Linked DNA regions of Homo sapiens: region 2 is linked to region 1. Evidence: read pairs that join two places in POLR2A ChIA-PET (ENCODE). Cell type or tissue: A673. All regions are shown on one strand. Each heading gives the region's core, and the rest is flanking DNA. Links, peaks and the distances in the headings are about the cores only.

The links. Peaks named below come from ENCODE experiments on the same cell type or tissue, not always from the same donor. Only the 100,000 strongest peaks of a DNase experiment are listed, where the experiment ranks them.
Region 2: POLR2A ChIA-PET joins it to region 1 with 21 read pairs; 8 of 35 experiments call an interaction of 5 or more read pairs at or near these places.

Annotation. Positions count from the first base shown.
Region 1 is chr5:62,583,461-62,591,802 of GRCh38, forward strand. It overlaps IPO11 (importin 11), which reads left to right. Exons shown (of 30, transcript NM_016338.5): 28 at 8,117-8,212. IPO11-LRRC70 (IPO11-LRRC70 readthrough) reads left to right here. Exons shown (of 4, transcript NR_073584.1): 2 at 8,117-8,212. Among named protein-coding and RNA genes, the nearest start is that of LRRC70, 8.8 kb to the left of the region's middle. In A673, for the core only: a CTCF peak has its summit at 6,260; no DNase peak of the experiment used is centred there; H3K27ac peaks cover 644 bases.
Region 2 is chr5:62,534,884-62,543,225 of GRCh38, forward strand. It overlaps IPO11 (importin 11), which reads left to right. Exons shown (of 30, transcript NM_016338.5): 23 at 1,819-1,898; 24 at 2,326-2,406. Among named protein-coding and RNA genes, the nearest start is that of IPO11-LRRC70, 40 kb to the right of the region's middle. In A673, for the core only: no CTCF peak of the experiment used is centred there; a DNase peak (open chromatin) is centred at 3,918.

The sequences.
Region 1 (8,342 bases), core at 292-8,291:
TTTGAAAGTATAGCTTCTAATTGATTTAGACTCAACTAGAAAACCAATTATATTAATATCAATTTATATATGGAGCCATAGTTCTATACAGTGGTATTCATTAAATGTTCATTTCAGTCTTTGTCAGCTATTTCCTTTTAAAAAATTTTTCTTTTTTTACTAATCAAAAGAGAGCTGGAGTAAGTAGCTACCCCCTTGAAAAATGTTAGCCAGCTCATATTTCACCGTTGTTTGGTAGTTGTACAGTTAAAAAACTTATTTAAGGTATAATTGAAGTGTTACAGGCATAATAATTTTCTTGGGTACAATTTCTGTATTTCATTGTTTCACATTTTGAGCAGCCCTAAGTTAAAACTAAATGATATTCTAAATTAATATAGCTAAGGAAGCTCACCTTTCTTAAGATTTCTGTATTTCTCTACCATTTACTACAGGTTCTTATCTCTACCATTTATTAAAAGTTCTTGATTAGAGCACCCAAAAATAGGCTCTAATTTAATGTGACTGTGTCTGAGGAAGAATAGAATCCATTTTTTCCATTGAGTATTACAAATTGTAATTAAAGTTGCAGGGCATATCGAAAGTAATTTGTTTTCCCCTCATAACAAATGACCAATATTAGAAATCAATAGTATTTATTTATAAACTATAAATTAAAAGCATATAACTTTTAAATTTATAATTCCAATGTGGAATTTTAAAAACATATCTCTTATTTCTGGGATGTAAAACTGAGAACTTACTCTCAACCTCTTCCTGTCAGTGGAGTAGATACGTTTGGTGTCAAGCTATTGATGAGGGCTTCAGTGGTGATGGGACAGAGACTTCAATAGTAGTGATCAGGAGATAGGAGAGGCTGGGCACGGTGATTCACACCAGTGATCCCAGCACTTTTGGAAGGCTGAGGAAGGTGGATCACTTGAGCTCAGGAATTCGAGACCAGCCTGGGCAATATGGTGAAACCCCATCTCTACCAAAAATACCAAAAATAAAAATAAAAAATAAATCTGGGTGTGGTGGCCTGTGCCCGTAGTCCTAGCTACTCAGGAGGCTGAGGTGTGAGGATTGCTTGAGCCCAGCGGGAGGAGGTTGCTGTGAGCTGTGATCACACCACTGCACTCCAGCCTGGATGACAGAGCAAAACTGTGCCTCAAAAAAAAAAAAAAAAAAAAAAAAAAGGAAATAGGAGCAGGTCACAGCAATAGTAACAAGGTAATAGGCATTTTTTTTTTCTATACTAGTGCTGTACTGTCTGAAGCATAGCTTTTTTTGTTTTGTTTTTTGTTTTTGTTTTTTTTTTTTAAGTGCCCACTACCACTGGTCATCACTTTGCTGAAGCTGATAAGCTTGTGTGGCCGCACACTTTTAATGTGGGAAGCCTGGTAGGTTAAAAGAGAAATGTTGGAGAAAGCAGTATGAGAGAGAAGAATGTATAGTACACCTGCTGCTGGCCCAGATGTGCCTTGTTTCATTGCTTCTGACTCAATTCCAAGATACCTTGTGATAGAGGACATTTTAATTTAGTAGAAGGTAGTTTTCTTATCCTGAATAATGTGGAGACCTTACGTATATATGTTGTCTTCCTGTTTTCTTTGGTCTCCATTTCTTCCATGTCTGTGGAGTTTTCGGTACATGCACATAAACCCTAGCCTGTTGTTAGTATGTATCTTTGGCTTTGGGCAACCTTATTGCTTTTTTCCATATATTTTCTATGATACACAACTTAATACATAAGTTGGTATTTTTGTCTGAGACTCTGAGGAGCAAACGTTTTTATGTTGTAGTGCAGTTTCCTCAAGCTTTGGCTTTCAAAACTCCCTTATCCTCAGTTACCTGCTTCTCATCTATGAAAGCATCCTTTAACACCATTGTCTAGAATCAGGACCATACCTGCAGTGTTGTTGTTGTATTTGTAGTCTTATTATAAATGCTACTGACCAGGTAAATCCAGGCCATACAATTCCTAGCAGATGGAAAGCCCCCTGTGAAAGCCCGGAAACTAGAAAGTGTTAATCAAAGATAGCCTGTGAAGGTGGAGAACAATGTGAGGCTAGGTAAGGTCAGAGAGCTGGGCAGGAACCAGGTCATATATAGGGCTGAGTAAACTAGGATTAAGGGTTTGGATTTTTAAGTGTAATGGAAAGTTACTGAAAGGTATAAACTTTTGCTTTAAAGCAAGGAAAAGATACTAGATTTTGTAAAAGCCTTCTAGTGTGCCGTATAGAGAACAGATTAGAGGAAGTCAGGAGTGGAAGTTTCCTTGTTTTGGAAAGGTAGGCAGTAGTTTAAACTCAAGACAAAATTGGCTTGTTGCACAGTGTTAATAGTAGGAATATAGAGGAGTAGAAACAAGGAAAAATTTCAGAGATAAATTTGACAGAATTTGTTGATGAATTGAGTAAATGGAAGGGTAAATGAGAAGGAAGGTCAAAACTGAATTCCTGGTTTCTAGCATGAGTCACTGGGTTGATAGAGATGCTTTTTACTCAGATAAGGAAAACAGGAAGAGAACCTGGTTTTGATTCTCTGTTTTTGGTTTCCTTGTTTTTGTTGGGGAGGCACTCATAAGTTTGGTGTTGGATCTCTTAATTTTGAGATGATTGTGAGAGTGCCAAGAGTGAATGAGAAAGATGCCAGTGTACTTAGGGTTACAGAGCTTAGAGAAAGGTCATTGAGCATAAAGTTTTTTGGTCAACTGTAATACATTATTATTAGAAAGCTGTAACAAAACAGTAAACGTGTTTATATGAAGTTGTTAGTTTAATTACACATATGTATTTTTAAATGTGAAATTTTGCTTTAGAAATATTTTTTCTTTTATTCATGATACAATGTTATTCAAATGCTTCTTGCAAACTTTGACATTGGTGTCTTCATCATTATCAGTCAAAATTCCCTTTGATCATGTAACACTGTTTTCCAGAGTATTTTATCTTCATTTTGATCTGAGCTGTGTGGCATACAAGACTTTTCCAGGAATTTAATCCCAAGCTACAATTACCTTTTCAAATAACTTTGGTAACATGAACAGAGTTGGCCTTTTTGATTTGTTCTTAAAATATATCTTCATCACCTGAGGTCGGGAGTTCGAGACCAGCCTGACGGACATGAAGAAACCCCATCTCTACTAAAAATACAGAATTAGCTGAGCATGGTGGCACATGCGTGTATTCCCAGCTACTCAGGAGGCTGAGGCAGGAGAATCATTTGAACCCAGGAGGTGGAGATTGTGGTGAGCTGAGATCACGCCATTGCACCCCAGCCTGGGCAACAAGAGCAAAACTCAGTCTCCAAAAAAAAAAAAAAAAATATATATATATATATATATATATATATATATATTCATGATTACCTTGTAATTATGTATAGCTTTATTTTCATCAGTTTCCGATATCTACAATGGTGCTAGCTCCATAATTACCAATTCTCTGATAAATTCCTTTTATCACTTGAAAAAAATAATTCTGTCAAGTGACTTTTTAAGTAACTATTCAAACCAAGTGTTTTTATTCAGCTGAATTTTTTTTTTTTCCAGACAGTTCTGTACCAGCCCTTAATCATCTCCTTTTCATGGAAGCTTAGTATGTCTTCATTGGGCATTGTTTTTTATAGCAAAATCACACAGGATGGCAGTTTCTTCTCATGCCATGACATATAGATCCTTTTAGTTATTCCTTGTAGTCTTGAAGATAATGGTTTTGTTGGAGGAGGGCGACACTGCTGTGTGTGTGTGTGCACTCAAAAAATGAAAAGACAGGTAAGCAGGGGAATGGTTTAGTAGATAAAAGCCTTTGTAAGGATCATTATTGAATGCAAAAAAAATTCAACTTTCACTTTAAGATAGTGAATTTCCACTATGGTTTTTTAGCTTATTTTCTTGCCAGTATTTTTCAGGGGAGCTAGATTTATTAATATACTTTTCCATGACCATGCAGAATTACTGTGTAGAAAGGATGTATGTTTCCATTTAAACGACAAAAGTATTTGCAGGCTGTATCCTGGAAAATATCTATAGGGGAAAACTTTTTTTTTTTAACTAGGTAATGGGTTTATTACATTTTTAAGTGAATAAGTATTTTTAAAGTATTTTCCCAGTTTTCTAATATAAAAAATATTGAGTTATAATACATTCTTTAAAAAGTTCTTTGGTATCTTTAACAATTTTTAAGAATGTAAAAGGATACTGACATGAAAAAGTTTAAGAGATTTAGAGACTGTTAACCCCCTCATTGTTCAAATGAGAAATGGTGATGATGCTGACATTTAAGTAGTGCTCTGGTACATGTGGCAGGCCTTGTTATAAGCACTTTCCTTGTGGATACTATTATGCCTCCATGTTACTGATAAGGCAAGTGAGGCACAGAGAGGTTAAATTGACTTGCCCAAGGCCGTGTAGCTAGTCACTGGTGGAGCGACAATTTGAGGCCCTGATGCTGACCACAGTTTCAGCCACTTTCATGAGGTCTGGGAGGGATCAGAAGGCCTCTGCCATCTGGTTACTTCACCAGCTCTGTGTGTTCTCTAGCAATTTCACAATCACTATGCAGGAGTCACTGAGGCCTCGAATCTGCTTTGCAGTCTTCATCCCAAATTCTGCCACCCTGAATGTTTTCAAGCATGGCCTTACAGTTGGACTTGATGTTTTTCAAATCTGTATGCACTTCCACTTCAACCACACATTCCTCCCTTGTGATCATGCTCAAAACTCTAATATCCTGTCTTATTATAACTTCACATTTTCCAGTTTTCTTACTCTCTACCACTAAACTTTTTTTTTTTTTTAATGTACAGTGTCTTGCTTTGTCACCCATGCTGGAGTGTAGTGGTGCCATCATGGTTCACTGCAGCCTTGAACTCCTGGCCTCAAGCGATCATCTTTATATCTCAGCTGGGACTGAGTAGCTGGGACTACAGGCGTGCACCACTGCCCCCAGCTAATTTTCTTCTTTTTTGTAGAGACAAGGGTCTCACTTTGTTGCCTAGGCTAGTCTTGAACTCCTGGCTTTAAGTGACTCTTCCACCTCAGCCTCCCGAAGTGCTGGAATTATAGGCGTGAGCCGCCATGCCTGGCATAAACTTTGATGTTTGCACTTGGTGTTATGGGGTTTTCTTTCGTTTGTTTTTTCCACTTTTAACCCCATTCTCTACCTGACCCAACAGATGCCCTGTGGTCAACTCAGACTTCTCATTCATACCCTCAGCTCTTTAAACCCCGCATCCTCAAACTCTACCAGCTTTGCAAGCTTCCAAGCCTGAATTGCCTGACTCAATTTCTCCATATGTATATCTGCTTAGGGTGTAAAATATAGCAACTAAAAATGATAGAAGTGTACAGATCGGGGCTGTTACAAATCTAGGGCATTCAACTGCAGTTGGACCTCACTGCCATTGAGCAATCTTTTTGTCTTTGGTCAAGGCCCTCTATTACAAACATTGACCACTTGGCTCCAACTGCTTACTCACCCACGTGCCTAATACATAACCTCACCTTCTAATTCACAGAGGGAGGAAAATTCAAAATGCAGGAACTTCTGCTTCCCACTGTGTGCCTCCAAGGGAGTGTGTACATCTGTGTCCTGCTGCCTCATGTACGAAGATATCCTTGTGTTTAGCCCTGCCTCTGTTATGATCCCACTTCATCCCATCTCTGGGATCCTGCTCCTTCAGCCACCCCTTTGGCACCTGTACTTTCAGCTGTTCAGCCTCTACTGGTCCATTTCCCTCAGCCAAAAAACACCCCTTCAACCCTGCACTCCCTCTAGTTATTACCCTATTGTTTCCCTCCCTGGACAAGCTTCTTGAAAGAATTGTCACTCCCCTTCCTCAGCTTAGAACCTGATTTATCTGATTACTTGACTTTTGGTGATGTTGGTCACCCTCTCATCTTCTGGGATACCACTTTCATCATCTTCCTTCTTATGTCTTTGCTCTCTTTGTATCCCCTATTGGATTGAGCCGAAGTCACCAACCTAGTCAAGTCACCCACCCAAGATGAAACCCAACAGTCATCCTAGACTCTTTCCTCCCATTTATCTTTCATAGCCAAATTAGTTGCCAAATCCTGTGATGCTTACCCATTAAACATCTGTCAAACCTACCCCTTTCTCTTTATTCCCATGTCCACCAAACCATTTCAGGCTGCTACCATCTCTTCTGATGTGGAGTGATCTTGGCTCCTCACCAACAATCATACTCCCTTATGTGGTTCTTTTTACTGCCCTGGGCAATAATGATGCTGAAGGGCCCCCTAGAGGAGAAGTCTGTGCCAGAGAACAAGAGTGACCAGAAGAGGGGGAGACCAATGGTGTCCACCCAGCAGAGATATCTCATGAGATAGACTGAAGTGTGGCCCCTAGATTCAAAAATTGATGTCATCTGTCCATGGAGTAGTAGGGTCAAAAGCTGCATTGCGGTAGGCTGACGGGAGTCCTGGGAAGCCTAGAAACTGAGAGTAGCTAGAGATGACTTCTTCCAAAAGATGAGCTGTGGGCTCAGTGGAAGCCCTCTGAAAGCAGTTTCTCAGCACAGTAAGGTCGAAGTCGTCTCCAGTCAAGCCTGGAGCACTGCCTTCTGGGTTTGGTCAGTATAAAGTTCTGGATTTCAGTCTTGGCTTTAGCCGCTAGCAGCTGTGGGGACACTCCACCATCTCAGTCTTTATTACTTGCCAATTGTAGCAGCTTTCAGCTAAGTTTGTTCCTTGCTCAGGGGCTGTTCCAGTTGTCAGCTCTTCCTCCTCTGGTAGGGAAAGTGGAAAACTATTTTTTTTTAATGTTACCACTGTTACAGTCTCTACTGTTGTAGAAATTCTGGATTAAAACTAATAAATCAGGGCTTGTTTCTTCCTTTGGCTATTTCAATAAATTGTTGTTCTTTACTTAACCCTGTTGGATGATATAAGCAGATAAATACAGTTAAGGGAATATTTTATTTGGTTGTGGGTTTTAGTGCCTAAAAACTTGTTTAGTCTCTTAAATTACCCTAACTTGACCTACTTCCTGTATTTAAAATGTAATAATGCAAGAATGACTTTAAATATTAATTAGGTACCATGTATAAATAGCGTAATTATGGTCTGGTTGGATCTGAGAAAATTCTAAGGTGATTAAGGTTGTGATTCATTTCTGTCTTGGGATTGCTATTATTAAAAAGTGTTGCATCATTAATTTTAGCTTAGATAACTATTTTGAAAAGTTAATTGAAAATTTTGTCTGTGTTACTGCCTGCCTGTTTTCCTTCTTGGACGTTATAAAAGTCTGTAAAGTCTGCACTTTTATAGATTTACCTCCTTAATGTATAAAAATTTAAAAAACACTAAATTTTTTAAAATTTCATTGCAATTTAATTTGAATTTCCCTAATGCCTAATGATTTTGAGCATCCTTTTAGGATGCTCACATGCCATCTGTGTATCTTCTTTGGTGAAATGTCTGTTCATGTTTTTGCCTTTTTAAAAAAAAATGTTTTTGTTCTGTTTCTTTTAAGAGACAGGTCTCTCTGTGTTGTCCAGGCTGGAGAGCAGTGGCTGTTCCCAAGTGTGATCATATTGCACTGCAGTCTTGAACTCCTGGCCTCAAGAGATTCTCCTGCCACAGCCTCCCAAGTAGCTAGGACTATAGGCTTGCACCACTGCACCTGATGCCTATTTTAAATTGAAATTATTTTTCATCTTATTGTGTTTTCAGAGTTCTTTTTACATCCTAGATTCAAGTCCATTACCAGATACTTGTTTTACAAATATTTTCTTCCAGAATTTGGCATGTCTTTTTTCTTCACAGTGTCATTAGAAGAGCAGAAATTTTTACTTGTCAATACTCTATGTCTTTATCTTTGTAGTTATATAAGTAACATAAGACTGTTATAAATCTAAGAATATTAAAATATTCCTTTACTATCGAATCTATCCATCTAGTATTTAAACATACTAATTAGTGAAAAAGAATTTTGTGATGTTATAGGCAAAGATAAACTTTTTGTTATAAGAAATAGATTTTGAAAGTTTCTTTTGTATTTCACAGCTGAAATTTCTCTTCATGTTCGAGAAGATGTTTAGGAAAAAAAAAACAAAAAGAATTAATCTAGTATTCCAGTTAACCTGTTTTGCTTTTCTTTTATTCTAGTGTTATCCAAGATAAATTCTGTGGGATTATAAACATTTCAGTAGAAGGCCTGCATGATGTCATGACGGAAGATCCTGAAACAGGAACTTATAAAGAGTAGGTGCATTATTTAATTAATCATAATTGGACTTGGGGGATAATTAAATACATGCTGCATGATTTTTTTCACCATCACTCTATAAGCACAGTATGAAAGTTTTATAATTTCTCTTTTATACAGAAACGT
Region 2 (8,342 bases), core at 100-8,099, 49 kb before region 1:
AAGTATAACTTCTTGGTATTAGGACTAGAAAATTTTTCTTTAGAGTCTCACTAGGAACTTGTGGATGTAATGAACAGTGTCCAGTACCTTAAAACAGATAAATTTGTTAATTTTAAGGCTATGTATAATATTAATATTTATTTATTTATTTATTTATTTATTTATTTATTTGATGATGATAACATGCCCAAGAAAATTTTGTCAGTGCCATCCTGGGCATGGCAGAGGCATGGAAAGCAGTGTGAAGTGACCTAATTTGTATAGAACGATCCAGGAATAGTTTTTAAATATCTGTAGGAAGAGACGGGCTCTTTTCTTTTTATATCAAGTCTTCTTAAATGTTGGTTTTTTTTTAAACATTGATTTTGATAAAATTATACTTGGCAATGATTTCAAAATTATATTCCCTGATACGTCTGGAATGAAGCCATTCTCAGTTCTCTCTTAAATATAGACCCTTGGCCCTACTTTTCATGGCGATGGCCAGTCTGCTGTTCATTGTTGGTCTACAAAAAAAGTATGCACGAGTCCAGGCTTTCTCCTTGAGGAGAAAAGGATAATGTGAATTTTTCATAATGATAGCTTTATCTAATATAAAGGCCCCCTTTATCCTGAGATTTTTATCTTCTTTTGTAAAAAGATACTTAGATGACAGTTTTTGGTTTTTTTATGTCTTTTAGATTAGTAACTAGTAATAAGTTTATCATTTCCTGTCCCCTTCTTATCCTCATTTTTTAAAACTGTCAAATCCTAAAGTTTAGGAACTAATGCCTTCAGAGACATTTTGAGACAGGGTAGGATTGTCATTCTTTTGTGAAAATAAATGGAAAATTCACATCTGAATAGAATGTCTTCTTTTTATTAAGATATGATAGATAAGAACACAGGGGCTAATCTTTTGCCAGAAATTAAGAAAAAATAATTTGTCTTATTTTGAGTGAATATAATTTCTAAAATACTTGCAGCAAAGAATGGCAGGTTTTAGGCATCGATGATATTTTGGGGTCATATTTTAATCTGTATAATTTTACACGTACAGCCTGTATTCCTTTGTATTATTATTTTAAGTAGTGAAACATGTAAAATAGCACAGTGTCAACTTTTGATCATATTCAGTTTTAACAAATAGTTTCTACTCTGCACTTGCAAAGGAATAGCTAAAAACGATATCCTTTTCTGATAAAAACTGAAAGATTGAAAATATCTAAACATAATATAATTTTTTTGGAGTGTGATCAGGACTCTGTTGAGAAGTAATATCGCATATTTAGTGCAAGTGCAGTAACACTCAGTAAATGTTCACTGAGTGAACCCATTTAAGCAGATGTCAAAATATGATGGTAAAATGATTCAGTTTCATGTAGTATGCCATGCTAGCAGTAAAAATTTATTTTGAAATGAAAGGTTGGGTCAAATAGTTAGGTGGTTTTTTTTTCTGAAAGGAAAATATATGGGGAGCTTGGCTTTTTTCTGAATGTTTCACCCAGTGAAAAGCAAATGAGGTAGCATTAAGCTTTGGGTTGATACCAGTATTCATTCATTCATTCATTCATTCATTCATTTATTCATTCATTGAGACAGGGTCTCACTCTTTTGCCCACCCTAGAGTGCAGTGGCGTGATCATTGGTGACTGTACCCTTTAAGTCCTAGTGATGCCAGTTTTTAGATATCTGTAGATACTGGTAGTCTTGATAGTACTCGGAAGAGGTTTCTAGAGTATGCAAATTAGTTTTAAATAACTATGAATCACTTCATTTAAACTAATTTTGAGCAGTGAATTAATTTGGTTTTTTGTTTGACATTTATTGTTTTGGCAGAACTAAGTTCAGAAAATCTTAGAACTTGCTTTAAGATCATCAATGGTTATATCTTTTTATCATCAACAGAATTTTTACAGGTATGTTGGAGTACTTTTGCATTATATGAAATTATATAATTATTATTTTGATTATTATTTGAAATCAGGGGGTACGTTTTCAAAATTTTAAGATTGGTCTGTTATTTTAAGACAGAGAAACATTGACTGTGAGCATTTCCCATTGCAGGGCAGATGTGCTGCATGCAGTTCCTTTCTCAATGCAGAAAATGTGCTATGTCAACAAATTTTTTTTATATTCCTATGAAAATCAGTGTATCAATAATCTATATTTTTATTTGGCATAATCTTTTTTAACTTTTCCTAAGCGTTCTGATTGAAATTTGATATGCTTAGACCATTAGTGTATAATTCTCAAGTATATTATAATGAATCCCAAATGAAATTTTATGCCTTTTTGATATTACAGATATATTCTTACATATATTGACTTTTAATTGAATTTCAGACATACGCAGTAGGTCTATGCCAGTCCTTTTGTGAACTTTTAAAGGAAATTACTACAGAAGGTCAAGTTCAGGTGCTCAAGGTATTGTGATCATTTTAAATGAATATATTTATGAATTTTTCATTTATATTTTATGAAATTGGACTTTCATTTGGATGGTTCGCAAGAAGGAGAAGAGTTGATATAGTTCTAGACAGGCTATTTTGGCAGTTTTCAGTTGGTTTAATACCTGTGGACCAGAGGTCTCAAATCTGAAGGTGCATACACCTTCAACAGGCAAGAGATCAACTGGACATCTTATAAAAATTCAATTCTGGATTTCTAACAAGGTCTGAACTGATTGGGATGTTGCCTATCTTGAGACCTCACTTTGGGTAGTAAGGATTTAAAAACTCTTGTAAATTATCCAGTGATGTGATATCTGATACTTCTTATTCTTTCATTTTGTTAGTCTGCTGTTGGGACAAAGTTTTCACGTTATAATTTGATAGCTTTAATTTAAGTTGGCTATCAAAATTAGAATACCACGTTTGTTGATATTCTGTAATTATGAACTAACAGTCTCTAAGTTGTATATTATCTTTATATATTATACCTGTCTATTAAAGATATAAATAGTATTAAATGTATATATTTACATATAAACATAAATGTATGTAGAAATATATTAAAATATCTTTATGTATGGACTTTGAGAGAAGGTGTAGCTGTTAAAAGTACCCCTATTTGGGTGCAGCAAACCAACACAGCACATGTATACATACGTAACAAACCTGCACGTTGTGCACATGTACCCTGGAACCTAAAGTATAATAAAATAAATATAAAATTGATTAAAAAAAAGTACCTTTATTTTTAGTGTTGAGGTTCTCAGCTATGTTCTAAGATATGAGAGCTGAATTTCTATCACAACAAAGTAGCATTATGGTGTGAAAATCGTGGCATTGCTTTAGAGCCTAAAAATGATTTCACTTCCTCCCAGTGAAATGAAAGAGGTTACCCAAAGAGGTTTGCTTACAGAAGTGCACTTAGGTAATCAGAGTAACTGCAGCAAGAATCCAAAGTGTACTTTAGGATCTAAGTGAGTAAAAGTTTGCACAGATAATGAAGTCTTACTTCATAACTGATATGGTTAGGCTTTGTGTCCCCACCCAAATCACCCCATGATCAAGGGGATTGTAGGGATTACTGCCCCCTGATTAGTTATCTCTACCTGGTCTCCTGAGTCAAGGGAATCCTGGGGATGGTTTTCCCCATGTTGTTCTCATGATAGTGAGTCCTCACGAGATCTGATTGTTTTATAAGGGCCTCCTCCCGCTTCGCTCAGCACTTCTTCCTGCTGCCCTGTGAAGAAGATGCCTTGCCTCCCTTTCACCTTCTGCCTTGATTGTAAGTTTCCTGAGGCCTCCCCAGCTATGCTGAACTGTGACTCAATTAAACCTCTTTCCTTTATAAATTACCCAGTCTCAGGCAGTTCTTTATAGCAGTATGAAAATTGACTCATACATTAACCAGTAAGATACCATCTAGATTTGCGTAAGCACAGTCTATGACGTTTGCACAACAGTGAAATCGCCTAATGACACATTTCCCAGAACATATCCCTGTTGATAAGTGGTGCATGACTGTGTTTTTATTCACTGTCGTAACTCTGCTAGCATGAATCAGGCGAATATAGTGTTAAGTACTGCAGTGAAGTGAACAGGAGTAAGGAGAGAAATGCTGTTAGGATTGTCTGCTGAGCATGGGGATTTACATTTTAAAACTAACATTTAAAACGTATTTTTGTGTCTGTAAATTGGAAGGGTCATCTGCCAGATTATTGAAGTATTAAATTATAGATTGATGAGAAAAGGAAGGAGCTTAAGGAGATCAGTAAGGACTGTATTAGTTTCCTAGGGATGCTGTAACAAAATACCACAACCTTGGTGGCTTAAAACAAGAGTTTCTTTATAATACTTATGTTAATTATATAATTAAAAAAATCAGTGTTTGCAGGGCCTTGCTCTTTCTGAAGGGTCTAGGGGGAGAATCTGTTCCAAGCCTTTCTCTTACCTTCTGGTGATTGCAGGCAGTCTTTTGCGTTCCTTGGTTTGTAGATACGTAATCCTGCCATCTGTGCTTCCGCTGTCACATGATGTTCTCCTGGTATCTGTCTGTGTCTCTGTTTTGTTTTTGTTGTTGCAGGGACAAAAGTCATAATTGATTAAGGGCATTCCCTAATATCTTCATCTTACCTTGATTACATCTGGGATACGGCAGAACTCTTTGGCTTTAATTTTTTAGCTTATTAGTTTCTTTTTTAGAGCAAGGGGTTTACTAAAGGGTGAGAATATAAGCCACTGTTACCAAAGAATCATGTGGGCTCTAAAGGACTTGTAATAACAGTAATCTGTGCTTGTGGCTTGTTGAGACCCTGGATACTTGAGGCCTGGTTTATTGGACTAGTCTATTAATCCACATTTATTATTAATTTCAAAGTATTCTCCTAGCTCCAAAGCTTACAAGTAACATCAAACATGTTGCTTACTAAAATGCCTTTATGAATTTTTATTGCATTTATGCCTTTATTAAACTGACACAGTGGCAATATAAGTATATTAAGGAACTCAGTCTTATACAATTTCAGCTTCAGCTTTTGCTTTGGTGATAAATTCTTCTCTGGAGGTAAGAGGAAGTAAGGAATTAATACGTTGGACTTAATTCTGACTATTTGAGGAAAAAGTGATTGGTGATGTGGGAGTGATTAAAACAAGTGAAAATTGCCATGTCATTTTGATATTATTGTCTTTACAGATTTTTTTCTGTATGTATGCCTGTTTTAACCTTTCTCCTCTATTATACTGAGCTTCTCCATTATCCAAAGTTCAGTAAATGTGTGCTCTGTTTGCTCTGAATACATATATAGTAAGTGACTTGAAAGACAAGGAATCCATAATTTTTATGTTGAAGATGTGATCTCGACTATACTGAGGATCCATTTGGGATTCTCTGCTTGACCAGTCCCTTGGTTTGCGTATGCTGCCCTGCTACTTTTATGGCTCCTGAGTATACTTTGGTCTTCATTTTCCTCAGTTATTAGATGAGGAGTGATACTAAATGATTTTTATTCTGTAATAGGCAGTACCTGAAATTCTCCATGTTAAATTGTAATATATGTATTCTAAGTGATTAAGAAAAGAGGTGATTTCTCACATTTAAACACTTCCCAGACCAAATTTGAATTGACCTTACCCCCATCCCCCTCTTTTGGCTTTTCTGCAACAATATTGTTAAAGTAATTGTTGAAAGACAACTTGTGGATTATTTGGAATGGCCATTGTGATTCTACTTGTTTTTAATTATACTCTTACCACATTATTAGAGGGAGCGTAGCATAGCAGGTAAGACTACACACTGAAGGGAGACTTCCAGGGTTAGAACATTGGCTCTGCTACTTCACAGCTATGTGATGTGGACAGATTAGTCTTTGTTCCTCATTTTCCATCTGTAACATGGGGATGATAACTTTACCTACTTCCTAGAGTTGATGTGAGGAATACTTGAGCTTATATATATAAACAGTTATAGCAATGCCAAGCATGTAATAAGTGAATATAAGAGCTGGCTGTTTTTATGTAATATATAGCTGTCTCATTATTTAGTCTCTCTATGGGGGGAAATAGGCTACTATAATTTTAGGCAAAATAATTTGGCTGTAGAGAAACAAACCAAGTTGTTCCACTTTACTCTTTGACCATTTATTTGAAATAAATACTTAAGTACATTAATTAAATTTACTTTTAAAACTAAGCAAGTTGTTTATACAATGATGGTATATTATTAGCAAGAACTGCATATTTCAGCTGGCTCTTTAAAATAATTAATAATTGTATTTTGGTCGCCAGGTGCCGTGGCTCAGGCCTGTAATCCCAGCACTTTGGGAGGCTGAGGTGGGCGGATCACCTGAGGTTGGGAGTTTGAGACCAGCCTGACCAACATGGAGAAACCCTGTCTCTACTAAAAATACAAAATTAGCCGGGCATGGTGCCACATGCCTGTAATCCCAGCTACTTGGGAGGCTGAGGCAGGGTGATCGCTTGAACCCGGGAGGCAGAGGTTGTGGTGAGCCGAGATGACGCCATTGCACTTCAGCCTGGGCAACAAGAGCGAAACGCTGTCTCAAAAAAAAAAAAAAAAATTGTATTTTGACCAGGCGTGGTGGCTCACGCCTGTAATCCTAACACCTTGGGAGGCTGAGGCAGGCGGATCACTTGATCTCAGGAGTTTGAGACTAGCCTGAGCAACATGGTGAGGCCCCGTCTTTACAAAAAAATACAAAAATTAGCTGAGCATGGTGGTGTGTGCCTGTAATCCTAGCTACTCAGGAGTCTGAGGTGGGAGGATCTCTTGAGCCTGGGGGTTGGAGGCTGCAGTGAGCTGAGATTGTGCCACTATACTCCAGCCTAGACAATAGAGTGAGACCCTGTTTCAAAAAAAAAAAGAAGAAAATTAATTGTATTTTATTTTATTTTTTTTGGCTGCTCAGAATAACACAATCTTTTTAAACATTTTTATTATTGAAAATTCCAAACTAACTTACTGCATATCAAAAATCTATAGTCAAATATGTAGTCATTATTTTTGTAACGTTTAATATGTTACAGATTAAGGCAATTTCTCTGTAAGTATGCCAACAGTAGGTTATGATTAGGATACAGATACTTGAATTAACAAATTTGGAGCCAGAGATGGTGGTGTTTGCCTTTAATCCTATCTACTTCAGAGACTGAGGTTATAAAATCACTTAAGCTGAGGAGTTTGATTCCAGCCTTCTGCACAACATGACAAGACTGCATCTCTCTTTTTTATTTCTTTTTATTTTTTTTATTTTTTTATTTTTTTAAGATGGAGTTACGCTCTTGTTGCCCAGGCTGGAGTGCAATGGCGTGATCTCGGCTCACCACAACCTCAAAAAAAGAAAAAGAATGAAAAATTGAGAATCTGATAGTATGTGTTTAAGATGGTATTTTTATACGAATATTGCTGTAGCTAAATCTGTATGTTTGGTTTAAAAATCTCAGAAACTAGATTTTATTATTTAATAAATGGATGTTAAATCCTAAATATGTTCATTATGAATAAATTATATTTTTATGTTAAGGAATATTTTAGGACAATAGTGCTTTCATTTTACTGCTATATTTGAAGGCTGGGCAAACTCAAAATTTTTGGCGTTTTCCTGTTCTTAGAGTTCTAGTATAGCAATAACAATAGTTTTTAATATTAGCTCATTTTCGTTTTTAGTATCTCTCATACCATTTCTTAATATAGTATGTTATATAACATTTTAAATATATTTTTTACTAAATGTCATTGTTATACTAATTTTTGACAGTGTCTGCAAGTAATTTCTTTGTTCTTTGAAGCAGAAAGTTACAATGTTAGGAAAATTGGATAGAGAGACCAGTATGCCTGCTTTTGGAGCAAATGGTGTAGAGCAAAGGATACGCTTTACTTTATTTTGTGACTGAACATGTTATCTAGAGGAATGTAATTATAAAATACTCTAAATTGTTAACATTTCTCATATTTGAAATTTGTCAATATTACAGCCGTACTACTATGACTTTTTGAATTCTCATTCTGGTCATGGTCATATTAAGCAATGTTAAGCCAAGTTTCTTTTTTTCACTGTGATTAGACTTAAGATGACACAAATATTTTTAAGGTGTAACTTATTGTGTAATAATAATAGCTCATACTAGCATTTAACATATGCTACATATTCTAAGCATGTAAAACATAGATGTTATTTAATCCTTACATAAACATATAATGATAGTACTGCTCTTTTCCCCAGTCTTACAGATGAGAAATTAAATCACAAAGTGGTGAATAATTTTTTCAAGGCCACTCAGTAAGCATTGGAACCATGATATAACACAAGCATTTTGACTTTAGGATCCATGCGTTTAATCACTTTGTATGCAGTGTAGGCCTAAGTCAAGTAAATTGAATCCTGCATTTTTCACAAA